Regions from separate parts of the Homo sapiens genome. Here region 1 is linked to region 2. Evidence: chromatin loops called from intact Hi-C (ENCODE). Cell type or tissue: A673. All regions are shown on one strand. Each heading gives the region's core, and the rest is flanking DNA. Links, peaks and the distances in the headings are about the cores only.

What was found. Hi-C counts contacts between places; a loop is a spot of excess contacts. Peaks named below come from ENCODE experiments on the same cell type or tissue, not always from the same donor. Only the 100,000 strongest peaks of a DNase experiment are listed, where the experiment ranks them.
Region 1: a loop joins it to region 2, with 2.1 times the contacts of the local background. A loop is called at or near these places in 2 of 110 quality-filtered maps.

The regions. Positions count from the first base shown.
Region 1 is chr13:78,583,846-78,589,237 of GRCh38, forward strand. All of the region lies in intron 3 of OBI1-AS1 (OBI1 antisense RNA 1), which reads left to right. Among named protein-coding and RNA genes, the nearest start is that of POU4F1, 17 kb to the right of the region's middle. In A673, for the core only: a CTCF peak has its summit at 2,995; a DNase peak (open chromatin) is centred at 2,986; H3K27me3 peaks cover 3,663 bases.
Region 2 is chr13:78,315,202-78,320,593 of GRCh38, forward strand. All of the region lies in intron 3 of OBI1-AS1 (OBI1 antisense RNA 1), which reads left to right. Among named protein-coding and RNA genes, the nearest start is that of OBI1-AS1, 260 kb to the left of the region's middle. In A673, for the core only: a CTCF peak has its summit at 2,025; a DNase peak (open chromatin) is centred at 2,030.

The sequences.
Region 1 (5,392 bases), core at 195-5,194, 270 kb after region 2:
GTGAGATAAGTGACCAAAGAGGATTTTTGTCTTAAAAAATCCTAAGTTTTTATCTAAGAGTTTACAAGTAGATTCTTCTGAGCCAGAACACCATGGAAGGTTTCCTGGCATGATGACATATGAGATTCAAGGAATGGGTATTATGTTCAAAGCTCAAGACTGGGGAGAGAAGATTACATTTTACAGTTTAAAATATTTTATTTACCTTTCCCAACACTTATGCATTTGTATCTTCTGCAGCGAATGATAAAATTTCTTTTGTTTTCAGAAGTGTCAAGATAATTTTTTATTAAAATAAACAAATAAATTCGAGAAGACTCAGTACTCATTCCAGTTGGCATTTTTGAAAGTCTAAAATACCCATTTTAATGGTTAACGCCAAACATCAAATCCATATAATCCCTGAGCAAGTGTACTTAATCATATTCTAAAAAAAGATATGTCTCCTTTTCAAATAACAGAACAAGTTTATTTCTATTTACGTATATCTGGCTGGAAACAAAAATGATCATAATTTAGAGAAAATGTTTAAAACTCTGAAGCATGAAGTTTTGTGGAGCTTGTATTGTTTCTCTCTCCCTCCCTCCCTCTCTCTCTCTTTCTCCATATATATACATATAATTCTTTCTTCAATATCTGCCTTGGGTTAGAAGTAGAAGTTTGGTGGTAAAGGTGAATCCCATCAAAAGACCCGTAGTAATACAGGAATTCAAATATTATTTGTTGAAAGTAGAAAATAAAAAATATAAATTAATAGAGCTTACTGAATTCATCTAATTCATACACACTTCTAATATGCTTATGGTAATTTCAATTATCATCTTAAAAGAACCCACCTTGCAGTACCAGATAATATTGGGAAATCAACAAACTAAAATAGTCTTAGGAATAGTGAATGTATATTCCTGTTTGCAAGCATATAAAGGATAAATACAGACACCTTGACAAAATATGAAGAGTTCAGGAAACAGAAATGATCTTATACAAACTAATGTCTAACCTGGGTCCTATTCTGAGCCTCTCAAATGTGTCTTGCTAATATAAGAACATGCATTGGCTCTTTTAACTCTGAGAGTAACTGAGAAGCCTCCTTCACAGAACTCTAAGGAGCTTAGAATCACCTTTCTGACCATCTTTTCTGCTTCTATATATCCTCATAAAATATTTACTGTTCTTCTGAATGACCACTCTGATTATCCTTAGACTCCTTTCAGATTCCCTGATGATGTCATGGAAATGTTAAACCCATTATGCTAAGTTAGGACCTCCATCTGCAGTGACCTCTTGGCACCCGCTTCGAGGACAGCATGATATTTTTACATAAAAGTTAGTCTTCATTCAAATCCTCGAGGCCTGATCCTGAAAAAACACTGACAGCTCAATCAACCCTAATAAATACTTAACTAGGTCCATGAAAAATAATAATAATACAGTTTCCAAAAAAATCCATTACACATTTACAATTGAGTCATAAAAATGTCTATTAAATGTACAATTATTTTACCACATTTTTATTGGAAAATAACATTTATCCTAATTTACAGGTTTAACCCAAAGGTGGTACATGACATTCCTTTTCATTAAGCTATTGGAGGAGTGATGAGTGACGGTGCCCAGCTCTAATTATCTTTAACATAGTGTTTCAAATTGATCATGCATAATGCAATTACAAATCATAATTAAATTAATTTATATTGATTTAAGATTTTATAAGTTGTTAATTACAGTACAGTATATCTATTTCCACAAGCTAACAATATTTTCAAACTGCCAAAGCATTTCCTTCTTTTCCAATTTCATTCTCAATTAAAAAGTTCACAAATTTATACCTACTTTATGTGGGTAAGGGCTAACTTCAAAACTGTAAAGGCAATGTTGAGTATTTATAGAAGTTTTCTCCAAGAAATGATGTCGTATACATTTGTACATTTAGGATCATCTGAATTTAAAAATACATCTATCTCAGAAACACTTTGACCTGCTCCATCTGCTAACCACTCTGTTTGCCATACCTGCCTTCACAGCTTGCTAGTATTGTCCATGCACATAGTACTAGTTTCTCAATACGTGTTCTGATTGAGTGACTGACTCGGGAAAACCAAAGGAAACCAATGTAAATGCAAAAGTCCTTTCCTGCAACTGATGGTTGCAGAAGAATCTGGAAGCCAAGGGGAAGCCCAAGCGAACGTTGTCCTGGCAAGAAAGCCTGGGGAGTTGGACTTGTCCACATACTTCCCTTCTCTTCTCACCCAATCACATTCGAGAAATAAAATTCCTTCAGAAATCTCTACATCAGAAGGCAAAGTGGACAATCAACGAGTGGATAATCCACACAATCCAAGAACATTTCCTTTCTCTTGTTTCTCTCTAGAACTAAAGGAGAGGTGGAAGAAAGGAGGGGTGTGAGAAAGGGAGCAGGATGGATTGACTCTGAAAGCCCCATCACTGTTTTTGCGACAGAAACAAATATTAGACAAATGTGTCAATTCACTCTGACCGGTTTTTTTCACATACTAAAGAATTATTCCTTCACCTTCTCATACCTGAACTATACATCCAGTCAGATTTGTGGCATGACCCACAGAAACATAACCTGGTCCTTCCACTCTCCACAAGCCTTGGAACTGGGGTTAGGGTTATGTGGATTGTTGCTCTCAGGCGGCTGAGCCTAGAATTGAGGATTCTTCCCGCCCGGCCACGGTGCCTTTCTCTGAATGTGTTAAATGCCTTAAGGTCCTACGAAGGGAAAATGAAAATTTGAAGTAATTAAATTTAGGAGGGCAGGCTTGGAAATGGAAGTGACATGTTTATGAGAAAGGTACAGGAATGGTTATTATAAGGTATAGTTTCCCGGAACCCAGCATCCTCCCTGTAAGGACTGGTCACTAACACTATGGGCGTGCACGCTCTAAGCAAGTAGAGGCAGGAAGTCTGCGAAAAGCCCCAGACAGCCACTGCAGTGCCAAGTGTGCTGCTCACTAGCGACCCCTCTAGGTCTTAGAGAGAAGAGAGCTCATGCAGAAGAGTACTCGGGACCATTGCCGGGACGAGAAGCCCATCAGGCTGACTGCTCCATTAGGGAGCATCGCAAGCTCGGGGTGCGAAAGCTTCCCCGCCGCCAACCAGCCAGCCCTGCCCTGTGTAGACGGGTCGCCAGAGCGCGGCGCAGGGATCGAGCTCCGAGTAGCCCAAACGGGGAGGCTCAGAAATGCACGGGGAGAGCACTCCCCTAATCATAAGACAGGAAAAAAAAAGAAAGAAAGAAAAGAAAGAAAGAAAAGAAAAAGAAAGAAAGAAAGAAAGAAAGAAAGAAAGAAAGAAAGAAAGAAAGAAAGAAAGGAAAGAAGGAAGGAAGGAAGGAAGGAAGGAAGGAAGGAAGGAAGGAAGGAAGGAAAGAAAGAAAGAAAGAAAGAAAAGAAAGAAACTCGAGGTCTCGGGGATCCCAAGCGTGAAATGAATGGGAGAGAAAGGTCTGAGGAAAAACATGCGAACACCGAAACTCAACTGGAACCTGCGCGGGACTTCAAGGAGCAGAAAATCCAGCGCAGAGCTAGGGCGGAGGCAGCGGGGGGTCAGAGACCCTCCCTGTTTATTGATCACCTTTGGCATGAAATATCTTGTATATGGGTTCGGACCATCGCGAAGGTTTCAGACACAAACAAGCTACAGCAACACTTTCTCTACGCATCCCCTAGTTATTGAATAGCACACACACACACGCACACACACACACACAAACGCGCATCCCTGAGCAAGAAGGCAAAAAAGAATCCAAAACTTGAGCAGGTCGCCAGGCCCTTTTCCTCTCTCAGCCAAAGTATGCCCAGTCTACATCCCCGCCCCACCACCCCAGCCACGCGGGCGGGACTGCGTCCATAGGACGCACCTCGCAGATACTGCAGCCTCCCTCCAGTTGTTCCAGCTTCCCGAGGCCCCAGTTGTTTCAGTCCCATCGCCAACTGGCAAAAGCAGTTTTCTAGTCTGCCTTCTGAAGACGTCTCTTTTTATCCAAGTACTTTTGCCATAATATATGGGTAGTGTCTCACTTTCCCCAACTCTACAATGGACTCGAATAGACTGTTTTGTCTTTCGCCAAAGATTTGAGAAAGATTCTTGAGCTGTGGAGAGATTTTTGCACTAAAAAGATTCTTGAAGGAGAAGGAGTAGGAGAGAAGCAATAGAATATTTTCAAGCAATATCCAAACAGGCTTCTAGACTGGAGAATAAAATTAATTCAATAAAATATAACACATTTTTTTCCTTAACTAATAATACTCAGAGATGGTGATATGGATTTCATTAGACTTGAGTTACAGTTTGGTTGTAGACTCAAGACTGCATGAATTCTGTGTGTGCTGTTCCTGGGATTGGGCTGAAGCCTTACCCTCCAGGAATTAGAATATTTTCGGGGCAAGGTTGGAGAATCCATTAATAGAAGAATTATTTTTTTTAAAAAAAACTCTTGTTTTAATAAAGTCTTGCATTTGAGGCTAAATTTTAGTATTTGTCTGAGAAAAGTGGGTGGGTTCGGTTGTGTGTGTGTGTGTGTGTGTGTGTGTGTGTGTGTTTTCCTTTTGGCATTGGTATGTGTGATTTGCAGTCCAGGTTGTTAAGTTTCCAAGCAGGAACCAGTTAAAAATGCATGGATCCTATTATATGTACAATTTAATCACAAGGTATTTAAAATAGACATTTCCATCTAAAATCCAATCTGAAATCAACACAGTTCCTCCAGGCATTAGACGTTCATCTCGATTTTGCATTTGTAAACTGGGAGAAATAAATGTGACTTGTGGATACCAAGAGGTCAAGTACGGCTGCTCAAATATTTTTCTTACAAAATGACGGATTTATTAGACAAATAAGTAGCCCGGCTGATGCAAAACCCCCAGTGATTGAATTTTGACGTTAAGTCAACAACAACTCGAACTACATCAGTGGTTCAAGATTTAGTTATGATGGTAGAGATTACTGAACAAATAAGAGCCAGAAATGAATACAGATTTCTGAGGATCTGCCCCTGGCACCCTCTTCTTGACATTCTCCTCCATATGCTCCCCCTATTCATACTGTATTATAATTAAAGGACTTAGCTATGCCTTGCGATTGGAAAGGAACTTTAAAATAATTAGGCATATTTTCCTGTTTTTTTTTTTTTTTTTTTTTTTTTTTAAAGAGCAGGCTCAAGGAGAAAACCAGTTGAGTTTCATAATAAATTCCTTCTTGGCCTGAAAGTCACCCACCATTAGAAGGGAGGTAGCATTCAGTGGGTGTTTTTCTTTCTCTCTCCCTTTTTCAGGTTTTATTTTCATTAAGAATTTTGATAACCTGCTCTTTCTCTACCCCAGCCCCCACCATGCCCCCATGCCTCTTCCTCACTTTCCTATGAAAC
Region 2 (5,392 bases), core at 125-5,124:
ATTACTTGATATGAAGGAAAGCATTCGAATAATAACAAACATCCCTTTCCTAGCAAATCACAGTGAATCCATGAATATTTAAAGTTAGAAACCATGTAAATTAAGGGACTACACAAGGATTCTTCCAAATTCAAGGGAATTCACTGGCAAGGACAGAGTTTATAAAACATGAATTGTACACAGCTTCTTAGATTCAAACCTATTAAGTAAATTAAGATGCACTTCAGTAGGGTTCTGGAACATTCAGCTCCCTGGCTTTGGGTGTGAATGTTTGCTCTGCCCCTTATTAGTTACTGTGTTTGGGGCAAGTTGGGCTTTACTTACTTTTTTTTTTCTTTTTCTTTTTTTTTTTTTTTTTTGTTTGAGATGAAGTCTCACTCTGTCACCCAGGCTGGAGTGCTGTGTCGCGATCTCAGCTCACTGCAACCTCCGCCTTCCAGATTCAAGCGATTCCGTTTCCTCAGCCTCCCTAGTAGCTGGGATTACAGGCGTGCACCACTACGCCTAGCTAATTTTTGTATTTTCAGTAGAGATGGGGTTTCACCATGTTGGCGAGGCTGGTCTCGAAGGCCTTAGCCTCCCAAAGTGCTGGGATTACAGGTGTGGGATTACAGCCACTATGCCCGGCTAGTATTTTTTTAAAAAGTTTATCTACGAATGTAAACAAAAGGAGAAAGTAGGCAATAAATCATCTGAATGAATACAAAATTGCTGATTTACGTATTTTCAACTTTCCAAAGTTCTGTTCTTTTACTTTTAATATGCCATTCCTGCTTAGGTCTGCAACTGACTTAATCTATGTAGATACAAATTAATCTAAAATTTCATATACATAAATTGTATTTAAACATATATGTGTGTTTGTGTGTATGTGTCTACACATATTTGTATGTATAAGTGTATAGACATATATCATCAGACATATTCAAAGTTTCTATCAAGAGTTCTCAAATATCCCTACTTAGCTATCTAGATAGCTGTTATGTTTCAAGTATTCCTAAATTGTATTTAGACAACTGATAATACCATATCTATAATATAAATAAATATATTTATTTATATTCCTCATATATATGTATATATATGAGGAATTATATATAGAAATAAGGTTGGAACAAGATGGATCAGGCACCATCTGTGGGTGATGCTTCTGATACCCCAGTTGTCCTTTGGCCTTTGGCCTTCCAACTTAGGACACTTATGTGTTCCTTTCTCAACAGACTAGTTAAGGATTTAATGTTTAATGTTTAATATACTAATTAATGTTTTGCATTACAATCCAATTCCATAATTTAATTGTCAGGATATTTTAAAATTTATTTTTAAGCTACTTTATTAGAATATAAATATTCTAATAAATCCAACTATTATGTTTTTATTTAAATTTTTTTCTCTAAATCTGTATTATACAACCCTTACAAAGACAGCTGCAGTATTAGAATAAAATATACTTTTTACATAAAAGAATATAAATATCCTTCTTTAACATGATGATGTAAAATTATATATTTGGATACTTGGATTCACGCTGTTCTCTCTTTCTCTAGTAGTCATTGAAATGTATTGCCATTTATTTCATCAGATAAAAGCAGAAAAAATTCAACTTTTAAATCTAAATAAGTTTCTGTCTGATTTTATTTCAGAGAATTATAAGCCGAATTATCCACTGAGATGTTAAGTAACAATTAAAATAACATCTCTAAATAAATGATGTAGAACAAATATTTTAGATCTAGAGGTTAGGTCAGTTACTTAAAAAGCAGAGAGCGTATGCTATGTTGAACAGTGCAATACAAAGAATATTAGTGAATTCAGAAGGACATTATCTATGTGTTAATAACACTCTATATTTATATGTCCACTCCTCTGGGTTTACATGTTTCAGTTTGATTCACTCTGTTTCTCATTTTCTTTCTTGGATCTCCCAAGGATGAATTCTGTAGCAATGCTCCCAGCACAATGCATCATGGTATCCATTCATCTAGCACTTTCCTAGAGTGCATTCCCTAACAATGAACACAAAGTGTCACTGTGACTACATGCTAATAGTCTAAAACTCCAAAAAACTTTGCCCAAATTTGGAATTCATTTACTTGCAAATGGGTGTTCTATTTGAAACTTCTGTGATTCATTTTCTTTAATTTAATTTGGACATGATTTGACTTTTTATTATTCTTATGTTTATTTCCTGGTCATTCATATACTCTAAGGTGGTGCTTATTTATTTTTTTTTTTTTTTTACTTTTGATGACACCAGAAAGACAAAAAGCAAAAGAACATAGGTTCTAAACACTTTAGTTTTCATGTCTGATGACATGTGAATTAATGTGCATTAAAGACAGAAACTAGTCTGGGGTTGATAATGACCTCACTGCACACATTTCGGGACCACAACACACCACATGCTATCATTGCGCTAGAAAAAGATCTTCTGCTCAGAACAGAATAAGAATGCAAATTCTTAAATACATACAAAAGGCAAATGCCTATATCCAGTGACAACGGAATCCTTGAAAACCTATCATCTTTCTCTGTCCTTAAAACACTGTTCTATATAAAATATCTGCTTGCAAGCAGCATCTGCTTCTGAATGTATTTTCCAGTAGTGTTTAAAACATTTGTTTTTGCTTTATTTTTTCTCTATTTTAATATTAATTTTCTCCATGATTTGGATATGTAAATTTCTAAAGTAAATTATCTCCAAATAGTTGGTATCATTTCAGACCCACAAGCAAGTATTCTCTTCCGAAACTTACTACAGGTGTCCAGCTCATTGAACCAATTATTTTGACCATGGATTAGTGTTTTCTGAAAAACATAAAGGCTAATTATAATATCTGTATTTATGTAGAAAAACTACAAAGAAAACACTGGGGCTTATATTTTAAGCTACTTTATGTGCTGTAACACAAGCCATGCTTGAAGCAATATTTAAACCTGTTCTTGCCTTATTTCTTCATTTATTTATCTGTGACAGTTTTCTTTATACCAATCCCTTTAGACAGTTTTCTCCAGCCTATCACTATCATTTTCTAAATTTATTATTTCCTATGATTGTTTTAATACAGTGTTTTATGGATTCCTATTGAGGTATTAGGTAACAGAAGATATGATCATGTGTTTAATTCATCTTCATCTGCTAGTCAGCATGTGATTTTGTAGAAAAGATACTAATTAATAAACATCTGATGAGACCTCCCCCATCTCTACCTTTGTACCTGTGGGTAAACTATTTAACCTTGACTTATTTATTTTTTGAAAAAATGTTCATCTGCAAGGAACAGTGTAAAAATTAGTGACAACAATAAACCTGTTTTAAAAAGTAACAGTTATTACCACCAAATGTTAAATGCTAAAATATCATTTGTAATGAAATAAGCAGGTAATTTTCAGCATAGCATGTCAGAGAAGCTCTTTTTCTTTCCTATGAATAGTTTAAAATATATACCTGGAGCTTAGTTTGACTTTTCAGGAACCATGTGTGATTTTTTTAGAATGTACTTAAATTTTCAGAGGATTTATAGAAACTCAGTGGCTACTGTTTTAGGTGTGAATTTCTGATGTCTGGGTATATGGTAAATAGAATGTCATAAGAATTTAGATACCTTATTTGGAAGACTGGAATTTTGATTTTTGAGAAGGATGATATATAACTTCATTCCTTTATTCTATAAATATTCATTAACTATTTTTATGTACAAATGTTGTGCTAAGGCCTACAAGCACAAAAACTCAACTTAAGTGCTCTCATAAGCTTATAGATCTGCAAGAAGAAACAAATACATAAGAAAACGCTATAGGTACTGTTGCAGAATCTACAGTAGGACGGTGGGGATATGAGTGTGTGGTTGCCTCCAACATAGCGTAAATGCTTCCTCAGATTCTCTCAACCTCATTTATCTCCTAGACCTTGGACAGTTGCCCAACATAGCTGACATCAAGGTCACAGACTATCTGTGGGTTTATAGATCCTGGTGACAGATAGTTTACTGCAAGCCTGGTCCACAGGCTTTGGCTCTTCCAAACAATTTTGGACTAGACAAAGCCCCACACCACTTCCAAAGGGGGCCAAGTGATACAACAATAAAACTCAGGGAAGTAGACAGCTCATGAGGCAAACAGACCAATGGGAGACAGGCCTAGAATAATACACTAGATAAATTCCTTGTAGAGGACTGTTCTGAGTGGTGGCTTTTCCACGCATCCTGTCTGGAAACCTCCTGAAGCATTGTCTGGCCAGCACCATAACACATCACCTTGCATTTGCTTCCATCCCTCTCTGATTCATTTCCTTTTCCCTCACCTTTGCCTAGAAATGTCATTTCCCTATAAAGGATTGGCAATGTAGTCTTGCCTCACTCTCTGCTATTTAGGATAGGCTAAAACAGTGGTTAATTTGATTTGCATGGGTAAGGACAGGGGTAGATTAGGAGGTGGAAGGTATTGATCAACAAAGATTGCAAAAGGATGTGAAGGCTACTTAAAATATGCAAAGAACTTTTTTAAATACTTATCTAAGCTCTCAGAAGTCTTTTACCCATTATAAGTTACAACTTTGATCAGGAGAGACAGAAAAATCTAAAAGTGAGAAAATAGTTTAAGTCCATTAGTTTATCACCCCAGAGATACTACTACTCCACCCTGAGCTTAATTACATGTAACATTTTCCCCTGGAAGCATATTCAGTGATCTCCAATCCTTTCACCATATGACTTATTACATTTTGAGAGTATTATCAATGTCTATCTTTCATCAAATTCTGCAACTTAATTTTTAATCTGGGTTTTGCGCTAGCCCAGCATTCAGAGACTACTAACACAGTTTAATAATTGTGGAAATACAACACATAAATTTACAAAAATGTCTATATTTCTGACCCTTCTGGCCCTTCAACTTCAAGCTTTACCTCTTCTAATATATTCTAAATACTGCTGACCAATGAGTTTTCCAATCTCCTCATCTGACTTCTCTCATTTTCTTCAAAATTTTCCCTAAACTTCTTGCTCTTTATAGTAAATACAAATCATTCACATGAAGTTTGAAGTTTCTTTCCCGCACCCTTCCTTGTATGTTTCAAGTATTATGTCTGTTTGCATTGCTTCAGTGCCCTATTGATTCTGGAGCCAGCTCGCTGTTTTATGCTATTAAGGCATTTCCTTCACTTCAGTCAACAACCCATCCTTCCTTAAGCAGTAAGACACAACAAGAACGAAAGTACTTTCACCCCTTTATAAGCTTCCCTACATCAAAACCAGCACAAATAAAATGTCTAGTTCCCCAAAGGGAACATGGCAATTGCCTCACCTCCAACATTCTTTTAAGAATACACCCATTCCACATGAGAGAAATGTGTTTGGCTCCAAACCGGAATTCAGAGTCTGTACTGGTGAAG